Linked DNA regions of Mus musculus: region 1 is linked to region 2. Evidence: chromatin loops called from intact Hi-C (ENCODE). Cell type or tissue: heart. All regions are shown on one strand.

Region 1 (8,000 bases), 240 kb before region 2:
TTTTGGCACTTCTAGCCAAAGTTGTAGTTTGGTAAGCTAGTCTTTTCTTAGGGTTGTGGGTAGGTCAAGATCTTGAAGGGTGTGTTTGACTCTGAGCCCAGGTTGGGACCCTGGCTTTGATTTGGAGCCCTGAGAGCAGAGCCAGCTAAAGTCCTGGTGAGAGCCTACAGTGGCTGCTTACTGAGAGTCACTGTGGCCTTTGGATTGTGTGTTTCAGTGTTTAGTGAGTTCTAAGTCTGTGAGTCTGTGGAGGGAGGGGAAATCCATGGATTTATCTTCAGGAACTTGAGGGGCCTCTGTGGCTTGCCTTCTTGCCCCTTACTAGTGTGGTTATCTTTTCAGGATTAGATGTCCTAGGCCTGCTGTTTGTGTCTGTGTTTGTATCCCTGGGTACACAGAATCCCTTTTACCTTTGTTGACTATTGGCTTTGGTAGGCACGCAGGCTCAGGTCCTCTCATAAGCTCACTCTCATTTCTCTGGGGGATGGGTAGGGCGAGACAGGCTCTGGGCCCAGGAGCAGGTGGGGTCCAGATGCAAAGGGACTACTGCTGTTGGTCCAGCAAGTGACAGTTTGTCTGTGCAGTGTAAGGAGAGGCGGTGAGAAGCTCCTGTTTTGCAGAGGGGTAACCTGAGGTCACCCAAGAGCTTCATCTCTCAGGGGGAGCTGGGCTTCAACTGCAGGTCATCGGATTCCACTCTGGGTCCTGTTTGCCACCTCATCTGTCCTGTGACTTCTCTTAGCTCTGATGTTTAGGAGTGCCTTGTATAGTGTCAGTCCTGTCTTCAGACCTGGGTTTTGGGTCAGATTCTCCCCACCTGGATAGGCAGAGGCCATACAGGTGTCTGAGGGTGGCCTTTTTTGCTCTTCCCTGCCTCTCCCCCTTGCTGCAGTGCCTATGTCCCTTTGTTAGTAGGGCCTGATCTCTACCTTGAGGGCAAGTGTGACAATTCTGCTTCCAAGATGTTGGCCCCTGGGTCCAGGTTCCCAGATCAGCCTTGGGTAGGCTGCTCTGAGATCTCTCTTAGTCCTTCCAGACTGCTATGAGAAAATACACCATGCTGCATGCTTCATAAATGAAGCAAATGCGATTTCTCACCATTGCTGAAACTGAAGTCTAAGTTGTGCCAGCACAACTGGGTCCGGGTAATAGATGGCACCCTTTTGCTGGCTCCTCCGGGAGACATGACAAAGTGCTGTCCAGGGCCTCCATTATAAGAGCAGTGTTCTCATGAGTGCTCTGCCAGTCACTCACTAAAGGCCCCACTTTGTAATACCATTGCCTAGGGATTAGGACTCAATATATGAACTTTAGGGGACCTTCCATTCTGGCTGTCAGTAGATGACGTGGGTCTTTGGGAGGGATGAGATGAAGGCTTCCTCTGGAGCCTCCACGTGAGTCTTGGTGGAGCTGCCAAGGGTCCAGGCACCCCTGTCCTAGAGATGACTGCCCTGATGGCTCCTGCCCTGCCCTTCTCTCTTCACAGTAGGGTCACTAGGTGAGTCGAGGTGGGTGATGTGGCTGAGAATGGGCAGAGTGGCTAGGCTTGGGAGGAGCAGGACTGTTCTCTGTCACTGTGTGACCTGGTGTCAGCTCTCAACCTAGATGTGCATGGGGACTGTGCAGTCCTGGCTCTCCATCTACTTCTGAGGAGCTCTTGGACCTGGGCTCTTTGTCCTGTCCAGGTTCTGTCACCTTGCTGAATAGGCTGCCTTCCTCTGTTCTTGGTAGAGGAGCCATAGTCAGTGAGCACGTTTTCTTATCCCGCTAGCATCCTGGAGTTTGTGTTCTCTCTGTCCTTTACATGGCTGTGAGAGGTCCAACAGCAGAGATGTTTGCCTCAGATACCTCAGCCTTGCTCCCCTGGCTCCATAGTCTATTGTCCTTGATCCCAGGGAGCGTCTTTTAGCAAGAGCTGTGGGCAATCCTGGCTGACTAGGAAGGAACTTTGGGACTGTTACGGGCAAACATGTTACCCAGGAGTCACAGTTGTTCTTTCTGCTGCTGCCTGCAAGGTCATAGCAGGCCCCAGAACCCATCTCTCATCTCTCCTCCATCCGCCCCAACTGCCAGTCGTCACCCGAGCGGCTCTGGCACAGTCTGAAGCTCCTCTGTCCCCCTGTACTTGTGGCTTTGGAAGGCTTGTGTTGCTGCTTGCCACCAGTGCTTGAGACCCTGCCCTTCATGTCATGTTGGAAGGTGCCCTGTTTCAAGCTTTCTCTTGGGATCTTCTGATGACAGAAAGGAGTTTGTGTTTCTTGGAGGCGTATCTGTCCCTCACTGTGGACAGATGTTTGGAAGGAGACATTATGAAAAGGTCACATCTAGTAGGCTTCATTGAGGATGCTGGGGTTCAGGTCCATGTTGGCTTGGCTAGATTTCAGGGGGGAGATTCTCTGGTTGTTCTTTGATAATCTGCCAAGCTTGTGAGTGTGTGTGGCACTTGGTGTTGGGAGCGTGCAAGGACTCAAGCTGTGTGTAGCTTGGTGAAAGCTGCTCTGAGGAGCTGGCACCTTTACTTATTTTAAATACACATATTGCTCTCTGCACCCAGCTAAGATGCTGGGCTGTGCCTGGCTGGGTCCTGAGTGGCCCAGTTAGAGTCAGGAACAATTTGGGTTGAGCGGCCTGGGTTGGATCGTAGCTCAGCTGCTGCCTTTGTCTCTCAGGGAATTGTGCAGGCTGTGCCGCTACGTTCTCCGTGCTGAAGAAGAGGGTGAGTCTGCTGCTGTTTGCCGGGGCAGTGTGCTGTGACTGGGGCTGATGCACGACTTGAGGAGAGTCAGCAATGGAGTCTAAGCCCTCATTCGAGTCATAGGACCAGTGCCCTCTGTTTGCTAAGGCCCACACCCTTATCAGCCTTCTGTTGGCTGTTTTGTCCTGTCTCATCCCACCCACTGAGGCCCCTCTTCTGTTGTATAAAATTGGAGGGAGCACTGGGGTGTCAGGTGCCTGAGGGTGGGCTCCATCTGACACTGTTGTTCCCGTCTACAGCGGAGCTGCAGCAACTGTGGGAACAGCTTCTGCTCGCGGTGTTGCTCCTTCAAGGTGCCCAGGTCCTCTATGGGAGCCACAGGTGAGCGAGGAGGCCAGAGAGGCGGCCTGTGGGAAGGACTGAGGCTGCCCTGCATAGAGCAAGACAGCTCCCGAGACTCCTCTTTCCTCCCAGAGGAGACCACCTGGTTGAATCTTATTTCATTACCCCAGGTCCACTTTTAACAGAATCAAAGGAATTTCTCTTCCTTTCCTAAATGCTGTGTATGTTTGTTGTAAATGAAACCTGTAGATGAGCAAAAGGAAGTCCTCCCCTGCCCCTGTGTTCCTGACAGGCAGAAGGGAGCATGGATGTGCACATGTAGGAAGCATGAGCGTGCACATACAGGAGCGTGGATGTGTATTTGTGCTCTTGACAACTGCGGTGATATCTTACTTCCTGCCCTGTGATGTGCTGCAGTGTGGGGCAAGGCTTTTTGCCAATCTTACAAGTAGCACATGCTTGTTAACTATAAAGTTTTGAGGTTATTATAAAGAAGAAAGGAAGAGAAAAATGATCCTGTAATCTTACCACCCAGAGATTTTTTAACCACTGTTAAAACGTTTAGGGAAAATTTCCTCTGGTATTTTATTTTGTTGATGCCAGAAGAATTTCCAATGCATAGAACACCTGGGAGAGGCCTGCTGTTGGCGTCAGAGCCACAGTGCCCCAGCGTGTCTGAGGGAGGGAGCTGGGTCAGGGAGGGTGTGGGCCGGGCCGTGGGTGGTCTGTCTCAGGACTGGGGAGGCTAATTCAGTACTTGGCACCTTGAGCCTAAAGGGTACAAAGAACTGTCTCACTGAGTTTTTCTTTCTTTCCAGCTCCTGAAGCCCAGAGAGAGACTGTGTGTGTGTGCGCCTCCTGCAATCAGACCCTGAGCAAATGAGAAGAGAAGCCAGGCTCCAACTGTCCTGGGGCCAGCAGTGACCCTACTGTCCCAACTCTGGGCCTCTGAGGCCTGTGCTGGGCAAACGTAGCCTGACAGCTAGGTCCTTCCTGCCCTTCCCCTGCTGCCTCCAGCTGGGCTGGTGATGCTCTAAGGCCCAGGGGGAGAGGAGCCCCTGGGGTCCCGGCTCTTGGTTCTGCTCTATCCTATACCCTGTTAACTCAGGGCTAGCGAGGGAGTGTCCACCAGAGGGCAGAATTGAGCACAGCCTGCTCTCATCTGGGCTCTGGTCGTCAAGGTCAGGCTGGCTAGACCTTAGGATCCAAGAGACTTGAGGTTGGAAAAGAGGTTCTTCCCTGTTGGGTACTTGTCAGTCTCTCAGCCCCAGAGAGCCTGCGAGGGGACTTAGAGCTCCATGGCCTGCCTTTGCCTTTTGAATAGCCTCAGGACTGGCGTTCCCAGGTGTCCCAAGGAGAGGGAAGGTGAGGGTGCTGCTCAAGTCCTTCAGTGTCAAGTGGATGGCAGGATGGGGAAGCTCTGCTTACAGAATCTTAACTCCCATGGTTCTCTGGTGTCCTCAGCCCTGCTGGGGTGGCTACAGGACCCTCACATCACTCTTCCATCCTGCTCTGAGTCTAGGGCACCCCACCTTTCTCCCACTGCCACATATCTCTAGCCCTTATCTCATGGAACATGCGGCCAGGTGAGTGGAGCAGAGAGACTGCAAGCCTTTGAGGTCCAGGGACGTGTAGGACTGCCCGGATTTCAGGGCTGTTCCTGGAGTAGAGATAGCATTGTAGGATAGGGTCAGTCACATGGCCAGTTTTATGTTCCCTCTGACCTGCCAAGGGTGCTGTGCCTCTTCTTAAGCCATGAGCTGGCTCAGGCCCCTTCCCCTGGAGCTTTTTCAGAGTATTTATTTATTTATTTCATGGTTCCTGAGAGCACGCAGCACAGGGTAGGATGAAGAAGACAAGGGGCTTCTGCCTGAGACCCTTCTGCAGTCATGGACTGCCCTTGGAGCTGATCTTCAGGAACTGTTTCTGCTGCCCAGTCATGGGTGTGGTGCCCACACCTGAACCATTTGAGGTCCTCCTTGCTGATAGGCCACACACACACAGCAGTAGAGCACTGAGGGTTTGGCAGTGGGGACCAAGCAGGTGAGGTGTACTCCTTTGTCCTGGTGAGAGATGCTCACCTCTGCGTATTTATACTGTAGAGCAGTAGACAGGAACGCTGTGGAGAATTGTCAATAAAAGGCCCCATGCTTATGGTTTTGTCAGGTCTCCTAGTGCTGTTCAGGTCTTTCATGTTGCCCAGGGTGGGCTGTAGGTGGGCTTTGCACACCTCCTGTGGCAATTCGTGAGCCAGCCAGGCCCAGTGGAAAGCTGTGCCTTATCAACAGGAGGGGTGGGCTTTATCTTGTGACCAGACCCACGGTCTTGGATTGAGGTTGGGACCAGAACTTAACTATAAATAATGCAGGCTTCAGAATGGAAAGGTTTTAGCTAATCCTCTGGGAAAGACAGAAAGGCCAGCGCTGCAGGAGGCTGAGAGCTGGTAAGCAGGTTTCTGGTGGGGTGAGGTGCAAGTTGGCCCTGTGATCAGGCTAGGCTGGAGCTGGGCACTGCACACATTATGTTAGCGCTGGCACCAAGCTCATGAGGTAGGCTCTGTTTTCCACATGGTAAGGCCGGCAGTGCACAGCAGCAGCACTGTGAGCCAGCTCTGAGCTCAGCCCCACCTACCAAGGACCCATGTGCTATCATCCTGTAGCCTTTAGAAAGAATGCACATCTGTCCTGTGTCCTTATAGCAAAAGCCACTGCTGCCTCCTCTTCCTCCTCTCCCTCCTCTTCTTCCACCACCTCCTTCAACAAAGAATGATTTTAACTTTTTTTTTTTTTTTTTTTTTTTAAGGTATCAGGCCATCTTATTGAAAGGTGACTGTGTAGCCGGGCGTGGTAGCGCATGCCTTTAATCCCAGGATTTGGGAGGCAGAGGCAGGCGGATTTCTGAGTTCAAGGTCAGCCTGGTCTACAAAGTGAGTTCCAGGACAGCCAGGGCTACAGAGAAACCCTGTCTTGAAAAACCGAAAAACAAAACAAAGCAAAAGGTGACTGTCACTGCTGAAAAAGGCTGGCTGTAGTCACAGATGTGAGACAGGGGGCTTGCCTTTTTTGTTTCCTGGAGGTCCCTGTGAGAACAGGTGGGGAGGCTGTCTTCAGATGCAGGTTCCTCTTAAGAGAGCAGAGCTAACAGGGTTCAGCAAGGTTGGTGATGGTGTCACCATGGAGCCTGTGGTACAGAGATCTCAATGTGGAATGATAGACAGCTTGCACGTTGTAGAATTGGATGTCTGTGTCAAAATACACCTTCCAATTTGCTGGTACCCAGGAACAGAGACAGAGAGCCAGGTTGTGTTAGAGTCCTGGCATGTGGCAGGGCAGGTTTGGAACTCTGGCATCTAGCCTGACTTGGGCTCAGGTCTGTTGAGTCTTTTGTGGTCTAGTATGTGGATGTCTTCAGAAGGTCTTGGCAGACCTGGAATAGGTGATGATTTTGGGGTGTTTTCTGTAGCCCCTGGGGCTGAAGCCAAATGAATCTCCTTTTTCAGAGATCTGTGTCTCTTCTCACAGCTGGCCCTGTTCACAGGTCATCCTGCCAGGGACTATACCTAGCCAGTAGCTCATGTCTTACAGTGTCACAGTTTGTCTAGTTCTTGGATATTCTAAATAGGTAAATAGAGGTACTGGGGTGGGGGGTGTTAAGTTCCCCACCCAAAGTGGAGTGGGAAACACTTGTGTTACAAGTGTTCATAGCAGCTATGGTCTAAGAAGCCTTGGGTAAAGGCCATGTTCTGGTCCCCACTCTCTAAGGAGCTAGCCACTGAGCTAACAGACTGGTCTGCCCCACCCCCACCCTCTTAGCACCATCCCCCTTCAGTCTCTACCAGAACAGAAGTGGCCTTGTGGCTGGAGCCCCCACCTTCCCTAGCTCCCAGTGACCCCACCTCCTGCCAGCAACACCCCAGCAGCACATTCCATTCTCTGGCACTGCTGGTGGCTGGGGATTCCGGGCTCCTTTGGCGGTGAGCCTTCTTTGGGGCTCCAGCAGAGGCTGTTTGGGCTGGGACACTAGGCTCCAGCCACACACATTCCAGCAACAAACACCCCCCACATTAGATTTCCCAAGGAGTGAACTTTAGCCAGGATTACAGATGGCTGCACAGTTGTGGGATGTGAGCTTGCTTTGTGCAGACCTGAGGCTGGATGCTAGTAGGGGTGAAAAGGAATGGGTGGGAGCGGCAGGCTTCTCTGCTGCTGCCTGGGCTCTTGTAGCATCACGGAAGCAGCTGAAGGCAGCCTTTGAGATTGCCTGTCCCGTCCTATCTCACCTCTGTAGAAGGTGGTAATAGTCCTCAGACTTTTAAGCTGTAGGCTGTGATTCCGTGTGGTATCCCGTAACTGCATGTGAGGATTGGGAAAAGTTTGGTGACAGTAAAAGGCTATCAGACACCGAGCAACTAAAAAACAATTCAAAACCAAACTTGAAAATCAGTTGGAGGTGTTTGTGGAGTCCTGTCCTGAGCATCGCAGTCTTGGTTCTGAACACACAACAGGCACCCTGTGCCCTCTGCCTCCCCTCCTGCCACACAGCCAGTGAACACTCCTTGAATCACACAGATGTGAGACCACTGCATATTGTGAACTGCAGTGTTTTTACTGTCCAGTCAGCTCCTGCTTTTACAGGAACACAATGGCTTACAGAAAATAAGGACATACTATTGCCCTGCTTGCATGTAAATATCAAAAAAGTACATCTTTGCATCACATTATATTGGAATACTTGATTTTAAAAATTAATGTTTGTGGACTAGTGAGATGACTCATTAGGTAAGTCCTGGTCACATGGGCTGGACCCCTGAATTTGATCCCTGGAACCTGTGTTAAAAAGCCTGATGTGTTGCGTCTGTAGTCTCAGTGTTCCTATAGCAAGATGGGAAGAGACAAGAGGATTGCTCTGGAGTGTGCAGGAGGCTGGCATAAACCGGAGACTGCCTCAAGAAGATTGAAGGACA
Region 2 (8,000 bases):
CAGATTTCCTGGGCTGGAACCAACGCACACACGGGGCCAGGGGACTGGAATGTTTCCAAGAAGGGAGTGTTTTGTTTCACACAAAGTCCATCTGATTTCTTTCAAGGAATTTTTTTTCCTTTTTTCTTCTTTCTTGTTTTCTAGGTGTCTACACTTTTGAAAGGCAGATCTTAGGACTTTCCTCTATTGATAAAGATTCTGATACTTATCTTCTGTTAAGACGACCCCCTTCCACGAGCACACGAAAGGCAGTATAGGACTTGGGGAGTGACTGATCTAGTGTTACTGTGAGTCAGCACCAGAGAAACAGAACTTTTCAAACCCCCAAATTTGTAATAATAGCAGCATTAATAATAGTCTCCTTGTAATTTTCTAAGTGTTTCCACAGCTCATAATTATCCTTCACAACAACTTTGGGGGAGTTTGGGTAAACCAGCCTCAAAGGAGCAGATGTGAGTTCCAGACTAGCTCTGCTGTCTACTTGCTATTGGGTTCTGCCTGGTCATCTCTCCACTCTGGATCTCAGGGTCCTCGGCTATGAAACAGAGCTGATTGGAACATTCCCAAAATCTCTACCATCTGTAAAGCACTGCTAGGCCCCGATCCTGGTACCGTAGAGCCTTGGGGCCAGCTAATCAGTAGTGTTGGGGCTTCCCTGTGCACTAAAGGAAGGTTCAGCAACAACCTGGCCTCTCTCCCACCAGATGATGCTTGCAGTACCCTTCATTCCAACTGTGGCAATATATTATCTCTAGACCCTGCCAAAAGTCTGGGTGGTGTGAATTCAGTAATCTCTCCAGTCACTACTGCCTAGGGGCTGCAGTGGGATTGGAAACATAAGGAGCATGGGGGGGGACGGACAAAGGTCTTCTCATCCATCCTTTACTCTTTTTCTCTAGCCCTTCACACCTTCTTGTACATGTTTCAAACCCAATCTCACAGTCTTCTGCTACTTCTTATTTCTTAAACGCCCTAAGTGGTCCAGCGTGTGTTTGGTGTGATAATGAACCAATTGATTTCATACTTTCTCCTAAGGAGAGTTCACAGGTTTATGTCCCCTAAGCAACCAGCCAGACTCTTCAGAAATCCAGAGCAGAGTCCAGGCTGGCCTGGGAGCCTATCTGCAGCCTGCAGGAGGCTCGGTGAGCAAGGATTTGTCAGCACTCTTAAATCACTGGGCTCTGAGGAAGGCTTCTCCCAGCAGAAAGATCCTTCCTCAGGAATCAATAGCTCAGGGCCTTCCATCACATTCAAAATTATCCTGGGACCTGTAAAATTTCTTTTCCCCGAGCATGGCAGAACCCCAAAGTGAAAATCCAGCAGTGGGCCAGAGAGAGACCTGCCAGTCAGACTTTGCTCATCAGTCCTGATGCCACCATGACCAGAAGCTGATGTGCAAACCTCAACACTTGGCCTTAGCTGCAGAGGAAAAGATCCCACAGTGTTCCCAGTGATCCAGCACTAATAGCTCCTTCCAAATGACTAGCTCTTCGCATCGCACCTAAAGAGAAGAATCCCAAAGACCATCTTCCCCCATCTTTGCTCACCTACCCTCACAGGAAGATCCTATACTCTTCTTATACTGAATGTAATTATACTCCTCTGATCTTACGTAGAATCAGATCAAGACCGAGAAGTTAAATAGGCTGACGTGGATCTCAAACACAGTTCTCGGAATCGCACTTAAGGAAAGGAGCTATGGCTCTCTGGTGGCCTATATCCTCACCTCCCTTCTTTCTTATGGATGAAGACCCATCTTGTCAGTGAGACTGAAGAGCTGAACAATCTTGAGCATTTTCCTTGGCAATAAGCACCCACTGGGTGACCTTCAAGGGCAGGGGAGGATTTTACTTCTCAGAATTCCAGATTGGCACCAGGGTTCCTAATGAAGAAAGGCCACCAAATCTGCTAAAGTTCCAAGAAGAACCAACCCCAAGGAAGTGCATACGGTACGTAAAGAAACTGGGTGATAGTGGAAAACAGAGTTACCCATGGACCCACCAGACCAGCAGAACAGAAGGACATCAGAAATGAGAGCATCTTCTAGGTGCCCCAGATGCCAGAAGAGAAGGGATTGTTTGAGACCACAGCCTCTACTACGGTGACCTTGAGCTGAGAGCGGCAAGGATGAAGGACATCGGGGAAACACTCTTCGGGAATTTTTTTTAGTTCACCTGGGATCTGAGTTTGAGGGGGTCCCACCAGCAGAGGTGTGACTGCAGGACAGAGAGACTGTTCCAGCATGCCTTAGAGGATGTCTAGGCCTCGCCTTAGGTTCTAAGACTATCTGGTGAGGGCCTGCGCATTTCTGATTCCATTGCACGGAGTTGCACAGCTTTTGCCTAAAGATCATTTAGAGCAATAAGACAAGACAGTGGAGGGAGGAGAGAGGATAACTTGGAATTTTACAGCCCGTGTATGTTCATTATGAGAGCTTTATCTGCCCTTGTCTTCTTGCAAAGAAAATTTCCCTAAATTTACTAAAGCTATTAGTATACTCAAGTCTGGCCAGTCAGTAATTACCAGTGCCTACTGCGTAGAAACATATGTCCATTTTCACAGCACAGAAGAAGCAGGTCACTGGAGTGGAGAAAGCTCCAAACAGGGAACTGGGAATCCTGGGGCTTGGCCCCATCTCTTCTACCAAACAGCCATGTGACCTTGGGCAAGATACTACTTTTACTTCAGCTGAATTTTTTTGTAAATACATTGTACAGGGGAATGTTGGGAACGGGGTGAGGTGGACCAGATACTCCCCAGTGCTCCTCTCTTCTTTTTTCTAGTCTTAAATATTCTTAGGTTCCAAGAATTCAAAGAATACACAGATACCAAGCAAAAAAACAATGATCTCAGAGAGCAAGCGGGGCTATGTATCGGCTCTGCCTCCCCGGAATATTCTGCCATCCCACTGCTTCTGAAGTCCTAGGACCACCTGAAGTCACAGGACATGTGGTGGAAGGGTCCCAGTCCCAGTGTCCTCAATCACAATGGATGATTGTTGAGGGGTTGGTAGCCTGAGCTTTCTTAAAGCATTAAGTTACTATGGCCAGTGAAGGGTAAGAAACAAGTCACTAGTCCTGAGCTAGGTGGTTTTGGTGCCCCCTACTGGTCACCAAGGAGCCCGCTCCACCTCCAAGCTTCCACTGATTGGAAGGAGGCAGGAGAGCTTGAGGACCAACTCAGGTGGTCACAACCTGTTTAACAGAAGAATTTCCTGGTCGTTGGCCTAGTCTCTCTAAGAATCTGTGTTTCAGTCTCGGCATTACATAGGCCATTGGTCTACTCATTCACAGGGCTCCTCCATGCAACCATAGGATACCTTAACCAAACACCCTGGTGCCAAAGAATAAGCACCAGGGTTCAGAAGGCCAGGTGTAGTCCAGACAGAGAAAGGAAGACAGAGCAGCAAGCAGGTATATCACTGCACACATCCCTAATGGAAAGAAGGTCTTGGGAAATGCAGCAAGAAATGTTGACTGCAAGCAAACAGGGAATGGGGGTGGGGTGGGCATGGATTGGTAAACCCACACACACACACATAAAATCATTAGCCTAACGCAGGTATCCAAGGAGTTTGAACACATGCCCATTGGTAGGGTTGTACTACGGTGAATGGCTCAACCCCAACCCATCAGCTACAAGAGCAGAAGCCACCGGCAGCCTTCAACCTTCTCCAGAATCTATCAGCACCAACTGGAGACCAAAGTGTTCTAATCTAGTCCAGCACCAAGAACTAAACTCCCTTCCTTGCCTACCAAATTGACTTTAGAACCTGCCTCCAGAAGAGGCTTTTTAACCAAGACAGGAAAGAGAGAGGGGGAAAAAACGCCTCCTTGAAGACCATATTGGGCCAACTGTTCATATTCCCATTTTTCCACCCTCCACGTCTCTGTCTCAATACCCAAGTGTGAGGAACTGTTCAAGTCTCTGGATCTGCTTTAATTCAACGTGGGTACTTCCTGTCCCAAGTTATCATGGTTTCAAATCTCCCCTGATAGCTTTTCCCCAGGAGTTCTTCCCAGGTTCAACACAGCATCAAACCGCTGTCCTCTACTCTGGGAACCTTCTTGCTTTCTTTTCCAACTGGCTTCATTTTTCGAAGTCTTGCACCCATCCCAGAAGGTACCTCAAGTGCAACTCATGAACGCTTCCAGGAGGACGGATGAGATGTACAGATGTCACGGTAGGTGAACCCACCCAATAGCAATAGTAATCATTAGTCATTCAAGAAGGAACCCCCCACCCCCACCCCTAGGGAGGCTCCCATCCCAGCTGGGATGACTTTGGATTCTTTAGTTGGTTTCTGCAGAAGCGGGACTAACCAGGGCTCCCAACTACTGTACTGCAAAAGAATCACGCTGCATTGCTGGGCATGCCCCCAAGCCTGCCTGCTGCCCCACCAAAACCTTTATCTGATTCCATAAGATCAAGGGGGGGGGGGACCCCATGGTTCCCCTAGAATGCCAGAAAAGAGCTTGCCTGAAACATCCTTAGCTAGAAAGCCAGACCACACCTCGGTCCAGCAAAAGGCGGCTGGCAGCTACGCTGTGTACCGGGCTGGCTCCGGGAGCACTCTGCCACTCAGCGCTGTGCAAGGGGAGACAGCTCGGCTTCCCGGGAGAAGAGCTATGCCCCGGGGGATCTTCCCCAACCTGGAAGCGTTGGCAGTCGGCCGAGGATGGTAGCTTAGTCGTCCCCAAACTGAGCCCGCCAGCTGGGTGACTCCCCGGGTACCCTCAGCACAGCCTTCACCTGCTCCGCCCCCTACTAGCCCCATTGCCCCCTTCTCAAACCGCTGACCTCCATCCTCTGTGCCACTAACACGTTCTCTGCCAACTGTGGGCTGTCACCCCCACACCTCGGCTCCCATCTCTTCCACCACCTCCAGCCTGGCGCCCGCCTTGCCCCCAGCCCGCGGGGAGGATCTGCGCGCCAATAGAGTCCAGCGCCTCTTGGCAAGTTGGGAGCAGCGTCGCCGCCTTCGCAGTCCCGATCTTCCCAGGTCCCCAGCTGCATCCCCGCCACCCCTGGGGGCGTGCGGGGAGGGGTGCGCTAGGCTGGCGAAACTTTCTCCGCCGGAAGGGGTGGGGGCTCCAGGAGCGGATACTCACGCCCGGGTCAGCGCTCGGAGCCATCCTCTGGCTCTCTCAGCCCCACCGCTTGGGGGCGTCGGAGCGCGGGCGCTCGATGCTGCCTCTGCCGCTGGCGCCGCCGCCTTGCAGCGCCCAGCCCTGGTCCCGGGCTGGCCTCGAGCCTCCCGCCCCGACGCCGCGCGCTCGCTTTATACAACTCCACTCGAGCGCGCCCGGGCTTATGTAAAGGCTGGCGGAGGCCCGCAGCCAATGGCGCGGCAGCTGGAGCCGGGGCCCAAGCTTGGGGGGCGCACGCGCGGCCAATCGCGGCCCGGGGAGCCCGAGGAGCCGGGTGGGGGAAGGGGCGCCTCCCCGCGCTGATTTAGGAGCCGGGATTGCGGTGGCAGCAGCCGGCAGCCAGGCTGGCCCGGCGCGGCGGGCATTGGGGTGGGCGGCGGCGCGGGCGGCGGCGAGGGCGGGTGCCCCCCGTGCTCTGCCGCGCCCCGCCGCCGCGCCGCGTAACCTTCAGGAGGCAGCGGGGCCTGGCGAGTGGGGAGAGGGCGCCTTGAGGGACGCTGGGGACCGGGCGGGCGGGAAGCGGATGTCCCCGGGGGGGGGGGGAGCGCGGGGAAGGCAGTGCAAGGGGGGGAAGGGAGGCCGGCGAGCCCCAGGACCCCGCAGCCACGCGGAGCGCAGGGCGGGGGGTAGCGGCCGCGCTGCTGTCTTTCTGCCTCCCAGATAGCGATCTGGCGGCTCCCAGGCCCGGCCAGAGCGGCCGCGCGAGCCACGCCGATGGCGAGATTTCTCGCTGGGGAGCGAGCTCCGAGTCGATCTTTATCCAGCCTAGGGACGTGTCCGAGCGCCTCCGGGGGACTGCTCAGTATGGGGAACAGAGCTTCACCACGGTCCCAGAGGGCGGGGAGCAGGCGAGCGCAGCTCGGCGGTCAGGCGCGGCGGCCCAGGCAACTGCGGGCAGAGTCTGCTTTCCCACATCCGCGCCCTCCGCCCCCGCAGGCAGAGTCCTCACCGTACCTAGCCCCCTCTCCAGCAACACCCACCAGGGCTGAGCCTGGCCCACCTGCTCAGGGCGTCTGCATCTTTTGCCCACACGGAGTACTACCGCTTGCTCTTTCTCCGTTGTCACCAGCTGGCACAGCTGGGTGCAATGGCTTTGGTCTCTCTGGCCCAAGGGTAGTGGTGGGAGAGCAACTAACATGGAGATGACTTCGTTAGTAGCTCCCCATATACCTGTGTTTGGGGCAGGTAACTTGCTAAGGTCCACATCAATGGACCTTTTGCATCTACAATAGAACCAGGCTTATAATAGGTGCTCAGCAAGTAGTGAATTTTGACCTTTCATGAATAAGACCGGTGGATTTCTGAAAGCCAGACCCGAGGCCTCGGAGAAGGATATGGGACTCTTTGCTCAGCTCCAAAGGCTTTGCGATCACTACTCACTAACTAGCTTGGCGTCTGTATGTTTGACGCTTAAAAAGACTTGGATGAAGGTTCTGCTATAGAGTTCCCTGTCAACCAGTTCCTAGCTGGACCTGGTTATCTCCCAGTACTGATTAGAACTGTCAGCCCCGTTTGTGCTCTTCTCTTAAAAGCAGAAGCTAAGCGTAGGCAGAGTCCATCTCTTGGGCCGCCAAGGAGCTCCTCAGCGGTGAGGAACCATTGAGAATCTGGCGAAAGTCACTGGCGTCTCTTTCTGGAAAAACTGGCCAACGTTTACCCATAAGTGACTTTCGAGTATAATTTCAGGATCATTAGGAATCCCGAGACTCTGGGTGCTCGACCCAATATCAACCTGTTTCTTCAGGGTTCCAGGCCAGTGGTTTGTAATCAACCTCTCTCTAGGGGTCGGAGACTGTTCTGTACCCTGTGAGAATCTGAATGGATGTGTGGATGTGCTTCTGGGAAAGATGCTCTCTCTCTCTCTCTCTCTCTCTCTCTCTCTCTCTCTCTCTCTCTCTCTCTCTCGTGTGTGTGTGTGTCGGGGGCAGGGGGTGTTGCTAGAACATAATCCAAGGTTCTGCATCAATACACTTCATCCAGCAGCAAGTACACTTGGTCCCAAGCACACCCCTGGTCCCCAGTTCCCTCCAAAGGAGCAGCAGTAGGCTCAGCATCCCGATGGCTCACACTACCGCCCTGTGCTGAGGATATCTGCATCTGTGTGGCTGTGGTCCTGGCACTTGAGAGACTGTCTCCACACTTGTCCTCGGCGTCTTAGTCCCTGCCACTTTCTTTATGTGGAAATAAATAGCAGGTTGTCGGATTCTGTCTGATGCACGACTGTTCCTTAGCCAGAAGCTCCAACTCGGAGAGACAGCAAGTGACTGGTAATTAACCAGTCTCACTGGAGCCCAAGCATCCGAACACACCTTTCTTGGATTTGTTCTCACCTCTCTCTCTCTTTCTCTCTCTCTGCCTGGGAAGCTGTAAGCAGCAGCCCCAGCTGCCGAGACTCACCTCACCTAAACCTGACAGATTTAGTAACCAGCTCAGTAATTATCAACATTAGCCACCCAGATGTGAATAGGTTGTCGGTGCAAAACAACCCTGCAATGATCTCACTCTCTCTAGTCAGGGAAGGGGATGACAGAGCCAAGGTGCCAGGAAAGGACAGTGAAATGTAAAGTGACAGGTGTTCCACTCAGGGAGTCCTTCGAGGGATAAGGGATGGGATGGGATGGGCAGATCTGGTCCTAGAATTTCTAATTCTCCTAATGTTGCCTGTGTCTAGAAACCCTTGAAGGCAGGGTGTTTTAGAATTCAGAGAGGTGCCAAACATGTTGCACCATCCTGTGAGGTCTGGAGTCGCATCTGAAAATCAGACACATTCATATTTCCGCAGCGAAATGTCAGGATTTCTAGAGTAAGCATTGAAGGGAAAGTGGTTTCGTGTCAGTTTAGGTCAGGATT

Evidence for each region. Peaks named below come from ENCODE experiments on the same cell type or tissue, not always from the same donor. Only the 100,000 strongest peaks of a DNase experiment are listed, where the experiment ranks them.
Region 1: it touches region 2 in a loop (2.8-fold over the local background); 2 of 42 quality-filtered maps call a loop at or near these places.

Annotation. Positions count from the first base shown.
Region 1 is chr19:42,186,528-42,194,527 of GRCm38, forward strand. Zfyve27 (zinc finger, FYVE domain containing 27) reads left to right here. Exons shown (of 13, transcript NM_177319.3): 11 at 2,670-2,716; 12 at 2,995-3,076; 13 at 3,856-8,000. The coding sequence ends at 3,920. Among named protein-coding and RNA genes, the nearest start is that of Sfrp5, 12 kb to the right of the region's middle. In heart, a CTCF peak has its summit at 4,169 (motif pointing right); a DNase peak (open chromatin) is centred at 4,214.
Region 2 is chr19:42,426,499-42,434,498 of GRCm38, forward strand. It overlaps Crtac1 (cartilage acidic protein 1), which reads right to left and starts at 5,290. Exons shown (of 15, transcript NM_145123.5): 1 at 5,112-5,290. The coding sequence starts at 5,135. In heart, CTCF peaks have their summits at 3,108 (motif pointing left) and 5,156; no DNase peak of the experiment used is centred here; H3K4me3 peaks cover 1,766 bases; H3K27ac peaks cover 644 bases; H3K27me3 peaks cover 7,596 bases.